Regions from separate parts of the Homo sapiens genome. Here all the other regions are linked to region 2. A link is a contact called in ENCODE Hi-C or POLR2A ChIA-PET data. All regions are on one chromosome and are shown on one strand. The core of a region is the stretch at or near the end of the contact, and the rest is flanking DNA. Distances in the headings are between cores, read along the strand shown.

Region 1 (3,004 bases), core at 482-2,981, 980 kb before region 2:
GCTGATGCAGATCTGAAAAAAAATTGTTAATGCATCTAAAGATACAGAAAACAAGTATTTCTGAATGGAAAGACCCATGATATTGAAAATTTTGAAAAAGAAGAGAATTAGGAGAGGTTCCTTTATGAAAAGGCAAATATATTAAATATGTAATGATTATAACTGTGGCATATTTTAGGAATAAGCAGATAATTAATAGAGGAGAATGTTCAGAAACAGATATATACGTGTATGTATACCTATGTATATGTATATGCAAATTTAGGTTGTAATTAACAGTGGCACTTCAAAGTAGTGAGGAAAGAATATTCACTAAATGACATGGGGGCAACTGGTCAACCATTTGGCAAAAATAATCTCTTAGTAAACTATTTTATTTCCAGGAATTAATTCCAAGAAGTAAATGGACAAATGTGAAGAAATGCCTGTTGAAGGATTTTTTTGGGATAGTGAAAAATAGAAAACCACTCAAACGTCTATTCAGTAGATTATTTCAAATGTGTGTGTCTATTTGTGTGTACGTAGTATACGCATAAGTTATGGAATGCCATGAGTCTACTTTAAAATATGGCCGGGTGCAAGATGGCTCACACCTGTAATCCCAGCACTTTGGGAGGCCAAGGCAGGTGGATCACCTGGGGTCAGGAGTTCGAGACTGGCCTGGCCAACATGGCGAAAACCTGTCTCTACTAAAAATACAAAAATTCGCGGGACGTGGTGGCGCACATCTGTAATCCCAGCTACTCAGGAGCCTGAGGCACGGGAATCGCTTGAACTCGGGAGGCGGAGGTTGCAGTGAGCCAAAATGGCGCCACTGCGCTCCAGCCTGGGCGACAGAGCGAGGTTCTGCCTAAATAAATAAATAAAATGATGAAACAGATTTAAACTTAATGGAATGGAAGGATAGCCACATAATCTTTAAAGTGAAAAAAAAATCAGGTTCTAAATCTATAGGTATTCTTTGATTACATTTTTTTCAATGTGTAGAGGCATAGAAAAGTCCAGAAGGATCTATAATGAGCTGTTTAATTTTCATTTCCTATGGGGTAGATCCTTTGTTGCATGGAAGATTATTTCACTCTGTTAGCTCTCTTTACATCAGTAGGAATACATCCTCATGGTTTTAAACATCTTGAGGGAGCTTTCCTGACACTCTACTCTAGGTAAATATGCTCGCATAGCACTCTCTATTCACCATATTACCTATAAATCATATTGCACTTTTTAACTTTTCTAAACTACTTTTTGCTTTCTTTTCTAGATTATAAAATCTTGAGGGCAGGGATAGTATGTAAAGGTTCCCTTGTGAGCAAATAACCGTCACTTATTGAACTCTGTGTGCCAAATACTGTGCTAAATGCTTTCAATAATCTCACTCATAGGGAGATATTACTACCATCTCCATTTTGAGGATGAAGATATTGAAAGATTATGAAGTTTCTCCCAAATGCCATTGCCAGGCCTGTGTGACTCTTGGTCGTTACACGGTGATCAATAAAAATTTGTTTCATAGGAAAGAAATACAGCCAGCCGTGGCTTTAAGATCACTGGGTGATACAGTTGGACCAGAAACCCTTTAAACTCCTTCGTCAGACACAGACTCGCAAGCCCCGCCCAGGACGACCGCCCGCGCGCGTATGGATAAGCGTGCAGGGGCGGGGCGAGCTTGTAGGAGTGGGGCGGAGACAGATCTGACTGGCCAACGTCGGGCGGAAGTCGGGAGGTTGGGTGGTCTGTAAACGCTGGCTTGTGACAGGGAGGGGGAGGAGGAAGGCCTTCGTAAAGGTTGCATCTCCGTCCCTTCGCTCCCGGGGACCCGCGGGAAAAAAAAAAATCCAACACCCAGGCCCCGCGGCTAGCCCCTTCCCACAGGCTCTCTCCGCTCGATTTTGTCACCGTTATGTGGGAAGCGAATCCAGTGAGTAGCCGGGCGGGACGGGGCGGGCCCAGGGGGCGGGGTTGATGAGAGAGGGGCGGGAGGGGGTCACCGGAACTGCTTCCCCGCGCTCGCTTCAGTCTGGGTGTTGAGTTCCGGGACCGGAGTTCCCGGGCCTTTTGGCTTCTGTAGTCTGTACCTTTTTAAGCAGTGGAAGTGCCTGGGTGGATTCTCCAATGCTTTATTGTTTTCTTGTTACAATTATTTATTTTACTTCCCGTGATGTTTCAGCCTCATCCCTTCACCATTTGTTGTTGTTGTTGTTTTTGAGACGGAGTCTCGCACTGTTGTCCAGGCTGGAGTGCAGTGGCGTGATCTCGGCCCACCGCAACCTCCGTCTCCCGGGTTAAAGCGATTGTCGTGCCTCAGCCTCCCGACTGCCTTCACTGTTTTTTGAAACTTTGTGTTTTGCTTTCTAATTGGAGTAACTGGCCTTGGAACCTGTAGTCAGTCATTTGCCTCAGGTTTACCTGCCAGTCCCACCAGTCTAAAGCAAGGGAATTGGGACCCCCTTGTCTTGAATGGGCCTAAGAGGAGCCATCAGTTCTCCTTTTCCCTTCTTGGTGGACAGTCGTTTAAAACTTGGAGTATGGACTGTATGTTCTTAGATGTTTTCGTTCGGTGGACAAAGTGATCTGGAGCATTTCAACTGCAAGTCTGCCTTCTTCCTTGGCTGACTCTGGTATTTTCATTATGACTTCATGTGTCTTTGTCTACTTTGCTTTTATACATTTATTTATTTAAAGTGCAACGTAGGGGCCGAAAACTTTAGTACCTTTCCTCACCACCCATTGTAAGGATCACAGCCACCACTCCTTAAAACAGAAGATAGGTTAACAAGGTAAAAGCAGAGCAAATCTAATCAAAGTTTTACACCACCAGGCACTTCAGAGACCAGGGAGATCTCTATTTTTATGCGTAGGACCCATGAAGAATAGACAACTGTGTAAAAATGTGACTGGACAAAGGATATACTCTAATGTTAATAAACTGAGGAAGGAAGCCCAGCAAGGTCTGTTTGTTCAGATTCTTCTTGGCCTCTCTGTGTATCATTTCTTCCTCCTACGG
Region 2 (3,249 bases), core at 748-3,247:
AAAAAAAAAAAAAATTAAAATTAAAAGAAAAGAAAATAAAATTTAAAGAGCTAGTTTCTTTCGGAAGAACAAGGAGGGGGCCAGGCGCAGTGGCTCACGCCTGTAATCCCAGCACTTTGGGAGGCCGAGGTGGGCAGATCACCAGGTCAAGAAATCGAGACCATCTTGGCCAACATGGTGAAGCCCCGTCTCTACTAAAAATACAAAAATTAGCTGGGCGTGGTGGCGCGTGCCTATAGTCCCAGCTACTCAGGAGGCTGAGGCAGGAGAATCACTTGAACCCGGGAAGCGGAGGCTGCAGTTAGCCGAGATCGCACCACTGCACTACCGCCTGGCGACAGAGAGAGACTCCGTCTCAGAAAAAAAAAAGGAAGGAAAAGCCTCTTGGTCCCAATTTCAAAGTCAATCCCGCATCCCGTTTTTTTTTCCCCAAAAAATCTGAGTCATATCAAACATCTGGTACTCATGAAATTTACTACTTTAAATTCATGGAATTAAAACTGAGCGCCCACAACTGAACAAATATTTTCGGAATTCAACCAGAGATGCTGAATACTAACTTTATCTCCTCTACCACTTACACCTGTAAATGTAGTTTTCTTCCTCGACTTGGGAAAAAAAAAAGCACAGTGAACAAATTTCAGAGTGCAGCTATCACCTCAATAGAACTTGACGAAAAAGGAAAATACATGTTCTTTACCCCCAACAACTTTGTGACAATTTTTAAAAATGGTTTAAAATTGTTTAAATATCTACTAGTGGAAATATCAAACTAAATACTTACACGTCAAATCATTTTTTTTTTAAGGTGACAGGATGTCACTGCGTTGCCCAGGCTAGCGAGCTCAGTGGCCCAACACAGGAGTTTGGAACTCCTGGGCTCAAGGAATCCTCCCTCCTCAGTCTCTCGAGTCGCTGGAACTACAGGCGCGCACCACCGTGTCCGGCCAAATTTTAATTGATTGACTGATTGATTTTATTTTATTTTATTTTTTTCTAGAGATGGGGGTCTCGCTATCTTGTCCAGGCTGGTCTCGAACTCCTGAGACCAAGCGATCCTCCTGCCTTGGCCTCCCAAAGTGCTGGGGATAATAGACGTGTTCCAAGGCGCCTGGCCCCAAATCTTTGTCTTGGTAATGGAATAAAAAGCGGGGTATACAGTTGGCGTGTAGGGCTTAAATCCTCAGATGACGCCAAAGTTTCTAACCAATGATTTCAAACGGCTTCCCATTAACTTCTCATTAACCTAGCGAACAAGAAAGTGACACGCTGAGATTTTGGATCCTTTTTTTTCCGAGGCTCTCCCTCTGGCAGAGAAAGAGGCGCACAAACAAGGGGTGTGGCCCACTGGCAAATCAGTCAGACCATCCCGAATCAGGGACAAACACTGGAAAGCAGAGAGGAAAAAGAAGTTTCGCGTTTCCGCTCCTCGGACTCTGCTCCAGAATTCAGCTTTACCCGTCCGAAGCAGCGGCGTCAGAACAAGCTACTAAACATCACCCGCACCGCCTCCCGGGAGGGGCTGGGTCCCCTCTCGGCTGTGACACCGCCGGGCAGTGGGAGCTGAGCGGGGCCAGCGCCTCTCCCCCGAGGGAAACCCGAGGCCCAGAGGGGCCGAGGGAGCCCGTCACGAAAACTCCAGAAGTTCCTAAGCAGGGACCTGAACCAAAGGTCTCTGCCCACGGCGCGGGATGTAGTGCCGCCGCTCCACTTGAGAAAGGGGTCCCCACACGGGAGTAGGGCGAGGGGGTCGCCTCCCGCCGCCGAAACCAGTCCCTCCCTGAGTCGCCAAGTCCCGAGTCCCGCCCTCTCCCCGCAGGGCTCCCGGAGAGGACCTCCGCCTTCTCGCTTCGCCCCTCCGCCTCGCTCAGGAGGAGACCTGCCACGGCCCTGTCTGACCTGTCGCCGCTGGGACTGAGCCGGCAGCGCGAAGCCTCCATGCCCGCCACCGAGGAAGCCCCCACCACGTACACACTCTTCCCCGCCGTCGCTAGAGTGGCTAGGCTGGCACGCCGCCGCGTCCCGCCTCCTGGCAACCGCGTTCCACACTGTCGCCGCCGCCGATTGGTCCGTGTTCTCGTGGCTCCTGTCTCATTGGCTATTGCCGGGGCCCAACGATGCGGGAGGGTTGCTAAGGGGCGGGAGGCGAGCGGGAGTTAAACGCGCCTGCGCGGGGGTGGGGTGACGCGAGCTAAGGCTTGGTCCTCTGGAGCGCCTCGCGGGGCCGGTACTGAGCGGGAAGACTTTGTTTTTGCCTGGGCCTCGCCCGCCGCGCGGCCAGCAGGCGAGTCCGGTCAGAGGAGTCTCCTATACCGCACCAACCGCCACGCACGCAACGGCTCCTCGCACCCCCGCCATTTTTACCGAGCCCACCCAGAGCGCTTCCCGAGGTCTGCCCTGTGAGGATGTACAGACCTCTGCCGCTTCCCATTCTGGCCCCTGCCCTGATACCAGCGGCCTTCGTGGACCCCCTCTGGTACCCTCTCCACTCCATCAGTCACTCCCAGTGAAACGCATCTTCCATAGGCTGGCCTTGAACTTCAACTGCACAGAACTTAAGCTTCCCCTACTCCAGCCCAAGCTTTTAGGTCATTCCTAGACCTGCTCTACAGACTCCCCTAAAGCACACGAGGGAATCCAGAGACTTTAATTTTTTGAGACAGGGTTTCTCTCTCGCCCAGACTGCAGTGCAGTGGCCCGGTCTCAGCTCACCGCAACCTCCGCCTCCCAGGCTCAAGCGATTCTCCTGCCTCAGCCTGTGGAGTAGCTGGGATTACAGGCAGGGGCCACTACTGCCTGGCTATTTTTCGTATTTTTAGTAGAGATAGGGTTTCACCATGTTGGCCAGACTGGCCTCTTAACTCCCGACCTCAAATGATCCACCCGCCTCAGCCTCCGAAAGTGCTGGGATTACAGGCGTGGGCCCGTCCTGGAGACTCTTTCCATCTACCTTTCTACCTCCTGTGGGCCTTCCTCAAACATCCATAGCCCACCGTGAGAGCCCCTGTCTAAATGTGTACTCTTGTCTCCAATAAATCCCGTCCCCAAATGTCAGTCCCTTTCTCCCTACCGACATGCACATTATAGTCCCTACAAAACATCCTGAGTCCTGACAAGTCACTGCACAAATGGCTTTATGGCGTTCTAAGGTCAAAGTTGTTTCCACATTGGTTTTGAACCTACAAGTTAGTACTTTAGGAGGCACACGCTGAGAGTGGACCGTTACACTGCCTGGGTCAGCGTGCACTC
Region 3 (3,267 bases), core at 435-2,934, 890 kb after region 2:
ACCGCACCTGGCCCACTCTTAAAAATTATTAAGGACTCCCTCAGAGAACTTTTGTTTATGTGAGTTATACCCACCTATATTTACCATATTGGAAATTAAAAATAACTTTAAAGACCCCGGGCTATGTGTGTTTTGTTTGGAGTATATGAAGAAACTCTGGCCTCATATGTAGATAATGTAGTTGGAAAAGAGATGGATATTTTAATAGAGTTTTTCAGACAATTGTGGATATTCTTCTTGGATAATATACCAAAACTTGACAAGCTGGAGTTTCTCAAAGCTTAGCTGCAATGTACTATCTGAAATCCTATTAACTTTTCATACTGTTACATTAAAAATCCATTAGTCCACCTTGTCCTTGAATGGATCTTTTGCCTGTGCATGATTATGTAGCATGAGACATTGGTCTTTTGGAAAATACTGGACCACTGAGTTAAGCAGATCTTTGAGATATTGACACTTTCCATTATACAAGATTTGTTAAAATTGCGCTCATTAATATCATCACTGATCTCATCAGAAAAAAAAACATTAAGTACTGAGATGTCAAGCTCATGGCAGTAGATACACATTTTCTAAACTTTTAATTCTGGCTTGAAGGCTTAAAAATTATCATTGGCAGCAGTAATTGTCCCTTGTTTTCCTGAAAGTGACAGGCACACTTTATTTATTTTCAGAAAAATGTCTGTCAAGTACCTGTTTGAATAATCATAGTTTGCCCATCTTTCTTTCAAGTAAAAATGTTTTATGAAAATAAAAATAAAAACATGAATTCGGCCTACAACTCAAGCACAGAAGTATTTTCCTAGAGACAAATATGACACACTTCATTTTGCAGCAGACGTGCTTTATGCCTATTTCCTATTTTTTCATGCAGAATGTTAAAAAGAATTGTACCCAAGGATTAAGCTTCAATGAAATTAATAATTCTTACTGCTTATCAAGAACACCATCAGGTGACACTGGCTCTCTACCTTCTTCTTTTTTTTTTTTTCTTTTGTAACTGAGAGTGCAGATTAGTGACGCGTACTTTGACTAGCAATACAGTTTGGTGCCCCTGCCTTGATTGGGTTAAACCACCGGCGCTTTTAACCACCATTGTCTGCAAAACGTCACCACAGTGAACAAGTCAAATAAGTAAGTCTCAGCATTGTCATAAAAGGTTTTGTTTTTTTTTTGACCTTGCAGATCCCCTGAAAGGGTCTCAGAAACTCCCAAAGGGTTCCAGGACCACACCACACTTTGAGAACCACTGGGTGTTAGCGCATTCAGAAATCAATTCAGTTCTCTTTCTCTTCAGAGTTCTTGATGCTCGAGGCTTATTTATTGTGATAGATTTGATCACTGAAGCGCCAAAGAAAAGATATGCCAAGGGGTCGAACACATCCAAGAAGGAAATCCTACCGCACACACAGCTCAAAGGCTCGAGCGCGTAGAAAAACAGCTCTTGGAGAAAGAAACGGGATGCAGAGGGCAGGCCTGGGCTTGTCGTTGCCAGTGGCAACGATCCTCAGTGGGCGGGGCGCGGCCATCGATTAGTGAGGCCTTGCGTCTGTCGGCGGGCAGGAGGGTGGGGGTGACTGGAGCCGGAAGGCCTCCCGGGCCGTGTGGTCGCCGTGGGTTCTCGGTTGCGAGGCAGCTCGCTCGTTCTGCGATCTATTGAGAGTGGCTTCCAAGAGCCCCGTGCCTATGTCTGGGAGGGAGGGAAGATGGCAGCCGTGGCGGCAGGCGGCCTGGTGGGAAAGGGGCGCGACATCAGCCTAGCGGCCCTGCAGCGCCACGACCCCTATATCAACCGCATCGTGGACGTGGCCAGCCAGGTGGCTCTGTACACCTTCGGCCATCGGGCCAACGAGTGGGTGCGTGCGGACGCGGCGGAGCAGTGCAGCCCAGGGTTGGGGTGGAGGCGGGGGGCGTCAGACTCAGGACTTGAGGACCCGGTGAGGGGGAGGAGACGTTGACGCCCTGGAAGTGGGTGGATCTGGGGACTGAGGCCGAAGTTGTGGAGATGGGGTCTCGGGGGTTTGGGGGAAGGAAGGCGGATCTGTGGAGCTACCTGGAGTTGGGGAAAAGACTTAAATCTCTAACGTACCCAACGCTGGGAGACCAGACCGATCGGGTACGGCACCATAAGAGCCGAAGGAAAGGAAGGACCTGATACCTTATGGCCGGAAGACCGATGTGCTCGAGAAAGTAGAGCAGAGTTCTGTTACAGTGAATCTGTGGCTATGGGGGAGGCAGGGACAGCAGACGAATAAAAGTGCAGAGTTCTGATTTTGGAATGTCAGTCTTAGATGGGGCAAAGAGAAATCAAAACTTGATAGAAGGGGAGAAATCTGCAAGTTGTAAACTTAAGGGGAAACACCAAGAAAAGAGCCAACCTCGTCAAATAAAAGACAAAATGGGGCAGGGTCTAACACTTAGAAGGAAGCTGATGCTCTTGGGAAGATTATTACACGGCAGCACACCAAGTTCGATATTGGAGGTCATTTGGGAGCCAAATTATTTTAGTGCTCTTCTCAAAGCAGAGTCCCAGTAAATGGTAATGGAATGAAATTTCATTTTCCTCATAGTTAGAATGGGGTAGAAGCCTAGAACACTGGAATCCTGTTGCAGGGATTGCTGCTTGTAATTTTGTAACCCACCCACTCGAATGTAGAGACATGTAATTTTGTTTCTTTACTCATAATGAGTTTTGTCCAAATAATATTCATCATCCATTATGTATCACATACATGATATCCATCATTTTAAAATAAGTTACAAAACAGTATGGAGAACTTAGCCTTGATGAATGGATTTCAGATAAACTTTTTGTGTTCTTCAAGTCGGTTGTATAAACATCAAAACTTAATCTAGGAAAACATCCATGTTGAACAACTCTGTATTTTTTTTAACACCCACATTCATAAGCCTACTTATCTGCAGTATAGTTCAGCAGCCTGTAGTAAAAAACTCACCTGAAAATCATTAACATAAAAATAAAAAGACAAGCAAGAATGGGGTAGACAAACAGTTTTGCCCAAAGTTCTTAACGGAGGAAATTTGCCGGAATGGGGCAAAGAATTTAGGTCTGCTCTCCTAGTAGCCAAACACAAAAGGAGAACAGGAAGAGCTCTTTAATATTCGTTCTTCTGTAATAGAAAGTGTACCTCTTGATCAGGAGAAAGAGGTTATTTCCCCCTAGTTTCCAGGGGAATTTGTCACCTACTTTTTTTGTTTGTTTTTGTTTGTTTGTTTTTTCGAGGTGTCACCTTCGTTTTTACA
Region 4 (3,161 bases), core at 41-2,540, 860 kb before region 2:
TCTGACCTTATCTCTCTGGTCACAGTTTTCTGCTCTGTAAAATGGGTGGGCAGGCTTTACACTGGATAATCTCTGAGGCCCCTTCCACTTCTCAGATTCTGATAATGAAATGTCCTTCTTTCCTCACATAAGGCTGAGAGAAGGTCAAGCCACCAGCTTGCAGACCTTGGGAGTTGACACAGGGAAGCATACCCAGGACAGAGCCAGAAAAGCCAAGGCACGCAGTAGGGACACACCAGAGGGCAGGCCTCAGAGCCCCTGACAGCCTTCTGAAACTCTGGCAGGGTGGAGGGAGGTTGTGGGCTAGTGGCTGGCTGGGCTGCAAGGAGAAGAAAGGACTCCACAGAGTAATTTATAACAGCTGCTCAGTAAGTGCTAATTTGTTTCTCTCCACCTTGGAATAGGACTTAGCGCGTGTGAGAGGGGGATGCTACTACATAAACCAGTACCAGAAAGATGGGCTTGCCAGGAAAGAACTGGGGCACTCTGCAGGGGCAGTGTCTGGGGAAGGGTTCTCCAAAAAGGTGACATTTCAGAGGGGCCTGGATGGATGAGTAGGATTTCAACAGGCAGAGATGAAAGGGGAGGGTGTTCCAGGCAAAAAGAAGAACTCCCAGCAGCCATGAAGAACAGCTGGTGTTTGGCAACAGCTAGTGTGTCCAGAGCGAAAGTGTTGTGTGTGTGTGAGGGAGAGAGGGTGAGGCTGGAAAATTAGGTTGTGGCCGGAGAGGGCAGGGTGGGCCTTGCCTTGTGCGCTAAGCTGAGGGGTTATCCTGCAGCCGGAGCACCTCGGGAGGCCTTTGAAGATTTACTCAGTGCTTTATTAACAAATACGTATTGGGTTTTTGGTGTTTTGTTTTGTTTTTAACGATTCATGCCCACAGTAGAATATATAGAAGAGTCAGAAAAGTATAAAGAATAAGGATCCCCTTTAGTTTCTGCTCCCAGAGGTAACAGCCGGAGTGACGCCGGGCTGCTGCCGGGTTTTCGGGGGTGCACTCCCAGACACCACCTCTCCAGTGAGCCAGCGAGGGCCGGACTGATGCCCCACCTTGGGAGCCTGAATCGGGGCAAGGGGCCTAGGGAGCAGCGGGACCCCGGAAGCCCGACCAGTCAGGCCGGCTAAGTCGGCAGCCGCCCCGCCCTCGCCACCCAGCCTCCCTGGCGGCCTCAGGTCGCGCCTGCAGGCCCGGACCCCACCGCTTGGCGCGCGCACGTCCCGGAGGGCGTCCAGGGGGCGCCGCTTCCCGTTCAGCTCCGCTGAGGGGCTGGTCCAGCCCGCGCGGCTCGGAGCGGAAAGAGTCGGGCGGAGCAGGCGGCTGCTTGACAGCTGAGAGCCGAGCGGGCGGCGCGGGCAGGTCCACGGGAAGCCTACACGCCCAAGGTAACGTGGAGGAAGGTTGAGGGTGGGCGGCCGGGGCGGCCGGGGGGCGGCGCTTCCTGCCTGCTCCTCCGGCTGCGAAGTGTGAGCGCGTGTCTGCCGCACATGGAACTCGCAGAGGGCCTGGATGGAGGCTGTGTGCCCTTGGGGGGGAACAGCTGGCTCCCCTGCCACCCCCAGGCCTGGCCTGGCCCTTGCTCCCCTCCCTGTCACTCGGTAACGGGACTGGAGGAGAGCCGAGAAGCACTAGGGTTTTGGTCAGGAAAGGACCTTAGGAACCCTCCAGCCTCATCCAGCCTCTTCATTTCACAGATGAGGAAACTGAGGCTCAGAATGGTAAAGTGACTTGCCCAAGGTCTCAAGTCTAAGAACCAAAACTCCTACCTTGCAGGTCAGTGCTACTAGGAGCCCTGGCCACGCAGGCAGCATCCACAACTGTTGCCATGCCGAGAAACAAAGAACCGAGACAGACAGTCAGAAAGACACAGAGAGAGAACCTCCCAGAGCAAAGGAAGGAGGTCAGGAAGTGGGCGGCTGCTGGGGCTTGGCTTCCGCCCTGGCCCCCGCGTGTGCTGGCCTGGCTGTGTGGCTCAGAGGCGTTGTGCTGACTCTGTCCGTGTGTGTGTGTGTCCGTGTGTGTGTGTGTCTGTGTGTGTGTGTCCGTGTGTGTGTGTGTGTGTCCGTGTGTGTGCGAGTGTGTGTCTGTGCACCCATGCATGCACGGGATGCAGCGAATGTACCCTGCCACGTGGGAAAGCCCTCTGAGTTCATTTATCTGTTTACACAGTGTGCTTAGGAACCTGCCCTGTTTGGCTCTGTGGAGGACACCAGGAGTCTCAAAGGAATTCGTTCTGTGTGACTCAAGAGGACAGAAAGAGCCAATCCGTGGGAGTCCCCAGGGTGGTCAGAGGGTCAGGAGGAAGAACCTAACTCATGAGGTGATGGGTTCCTTGTCTCTGGAAGAAAGCAGCATGTACCGAAGAGTCTTTTTATCAAGGATGTGGGCATAGGGATATGAAATCAGAGCAGTTTGCTCCACGTGGAATCAGCATTTTTGTTGAAGGGTCCAGAGTTCATGCCCCTTTTCAGGTGAAATGAATATGTACAACCTCATGGTTTAGTATTTGCCCATAAGAGCTACTTCATGCGCAGTTTTTAAGTGATAAGTGAGAGGCTTCAGGTATGGCTTCCGAGGTCCTGTCACCTCTCGGTTCTATAAGTGAGAGGCTTCAGGTACGGCTTCCGAGGTCCTGTCACCTCTCGGTTCTATACTATAAAGTGTGTAGAGGGAGTTTGGAGGAGGGAGGTTACTTCTGGAAGGAGTGACTCGCAGAGGGCGTCCTGGATGTGGCACTGAGGCCGGGCCTTGAATAGGAGGCTGGGTCTGGGCATCTTGGGGAAGGACGGCTGAGCAAAGCCGTGAAGGTGGGTTGTACCTGAGGAGCAAGGAGTAATGTAGTGGACAATCCGGTGAGGAGTGCTGCCTGGGAGAGATGGCAGAGGCTTGGAGTGTTACGAGTCTAGAAACTTCATTATTAAGCCTAGGGATATTTTGATGGTTTCTAAGAAGGGAAGTGTTGTTCCTGGAGCTGGGTTCAGAAGAACATGTCATCTGCACCTGGGTATGGGATGTACTGCAGTGGAGGAAGCTGTGGGAAGAGAACCTGGGAAGAAGCCCATTGCAGTCACCATGAGGGGTTGAACAGGGCTGGTGGGAATGGACAGGAAGGGGCTAAAAGGCTTGGGGGTAGGGGAAAAGTCATCTGCCATGTGCCAGGGC

What was found. Hi-C counts contacts between places; a loop is a spot of excess contacts on that map. ChIA-PET counts read pairs that join two places held with the same protein, here RNA polymerase II (POLR2A). Pooled maps may share reads with other maps.
Region 1: a map of CD4-positive, alpha-beta T cell shows a loop between it and region 2 (4-fold over the local background). The contact joins the promoter of PARP11 here to the promoter of TULP3 in region 2. A Hi-C loop is called at or near these places in 2 of 168 maps with a recorded cell type or tissue (CD4-positive, alpha-beta T cell and naive thymus-derived CD4-positive, alpha-beta T cell), 1 of 37 single-sample maps with no recorded cell type and 8 of 50 pooled maps.
Region 3: a map of CD8-positive, alpha-beta T cell shows a loop between it and region 2 (11-fold over the local background). The contact joins the promoter of DCP1B here to the promoter of TULP3 in region 2. A Hi-C loop is called at or near these places in 3 of 168 maps with a recorded cell type or tissue (CD8-positive, alpha-beta T cell and naive thymus-derived CD4-positive, alpha-beta T cell) and 9 of 50 pooled maps. POLR2A ChIA-PET finds 5 or more read pairs at or near these places in 1 of 52 experiments (AG04450).
Region 4: a loop to region 2 is called in a map of B cell, with 12 times the contacts of the local background. The contact joins the promoter of CRACR2A here to the promoter of TULP3 in region 2. A Hi-C loop is called at or near these places in 1 of 168 maps with a recorded cell type or tissue (B cell), 2 of 37 single-sample maps with no recorded cell type and 8 of 50 pooled maps.

Annotation. Positions count from the first base shown.
Region 1 is chr12:3,872,126-3,875,129 of GRCh38, reverse strand. It overlaps PARP11 (poly(ADP-ribose) polymerase family member 11), which reads left to right and starts at 1,731. Exons shown (of 8, transcript NM_020367.6): 1 at 1,731-1,918. The coding sequence starts at 1,901. All of the region lies in intron 1 of PARP11-AS1 (PARP11 antisense RNA 1), which reads right to left. RefSeq lists enhancers at 242-761, 762-1,282 and a silencer at 1,954-2,063.
Region 2 is chr12:2,889,639-2,892,887 of GRCh38, reverse strand. It overlaps TULP3 (TUB like protein 3), which reads right to left and starts at 1,997. Exons shown (of 11, transcript NM_003324.5): 1 at 1,900-1,997. The coding sequence starts at 1,940. RefSeq lists a silencer at 2,102-2,151 and an enhancer at 2,422-2,601.
Region 3 is chr12:2,002,874-2,006,140 of GRCh38, reverse strand. It overlaps DCP1B (decapping mRNA 1B), which reads left to right and starts at 1,684. Exons shown (of 9, transcript NM_152640.5): 1 at 1,684-1,859. The coding sequence starts at 1,710. It also overlaps a transcript of CACNA1C not described here. RefSeq lists enhancers at 1,409-1,638, 1,963-2,602.
Region 4 is chr12:3,751,238-3,754,398 of GRCh38, reverse strand. CRACR2A (calcium release activated channel regulator 2A) reads left to right here and starts at 1,290. Exons shown (of 20, transcript NM_001144958.2): 1 at 1,290-1,384. RefSeq lists a silencer at 1,056-1,555.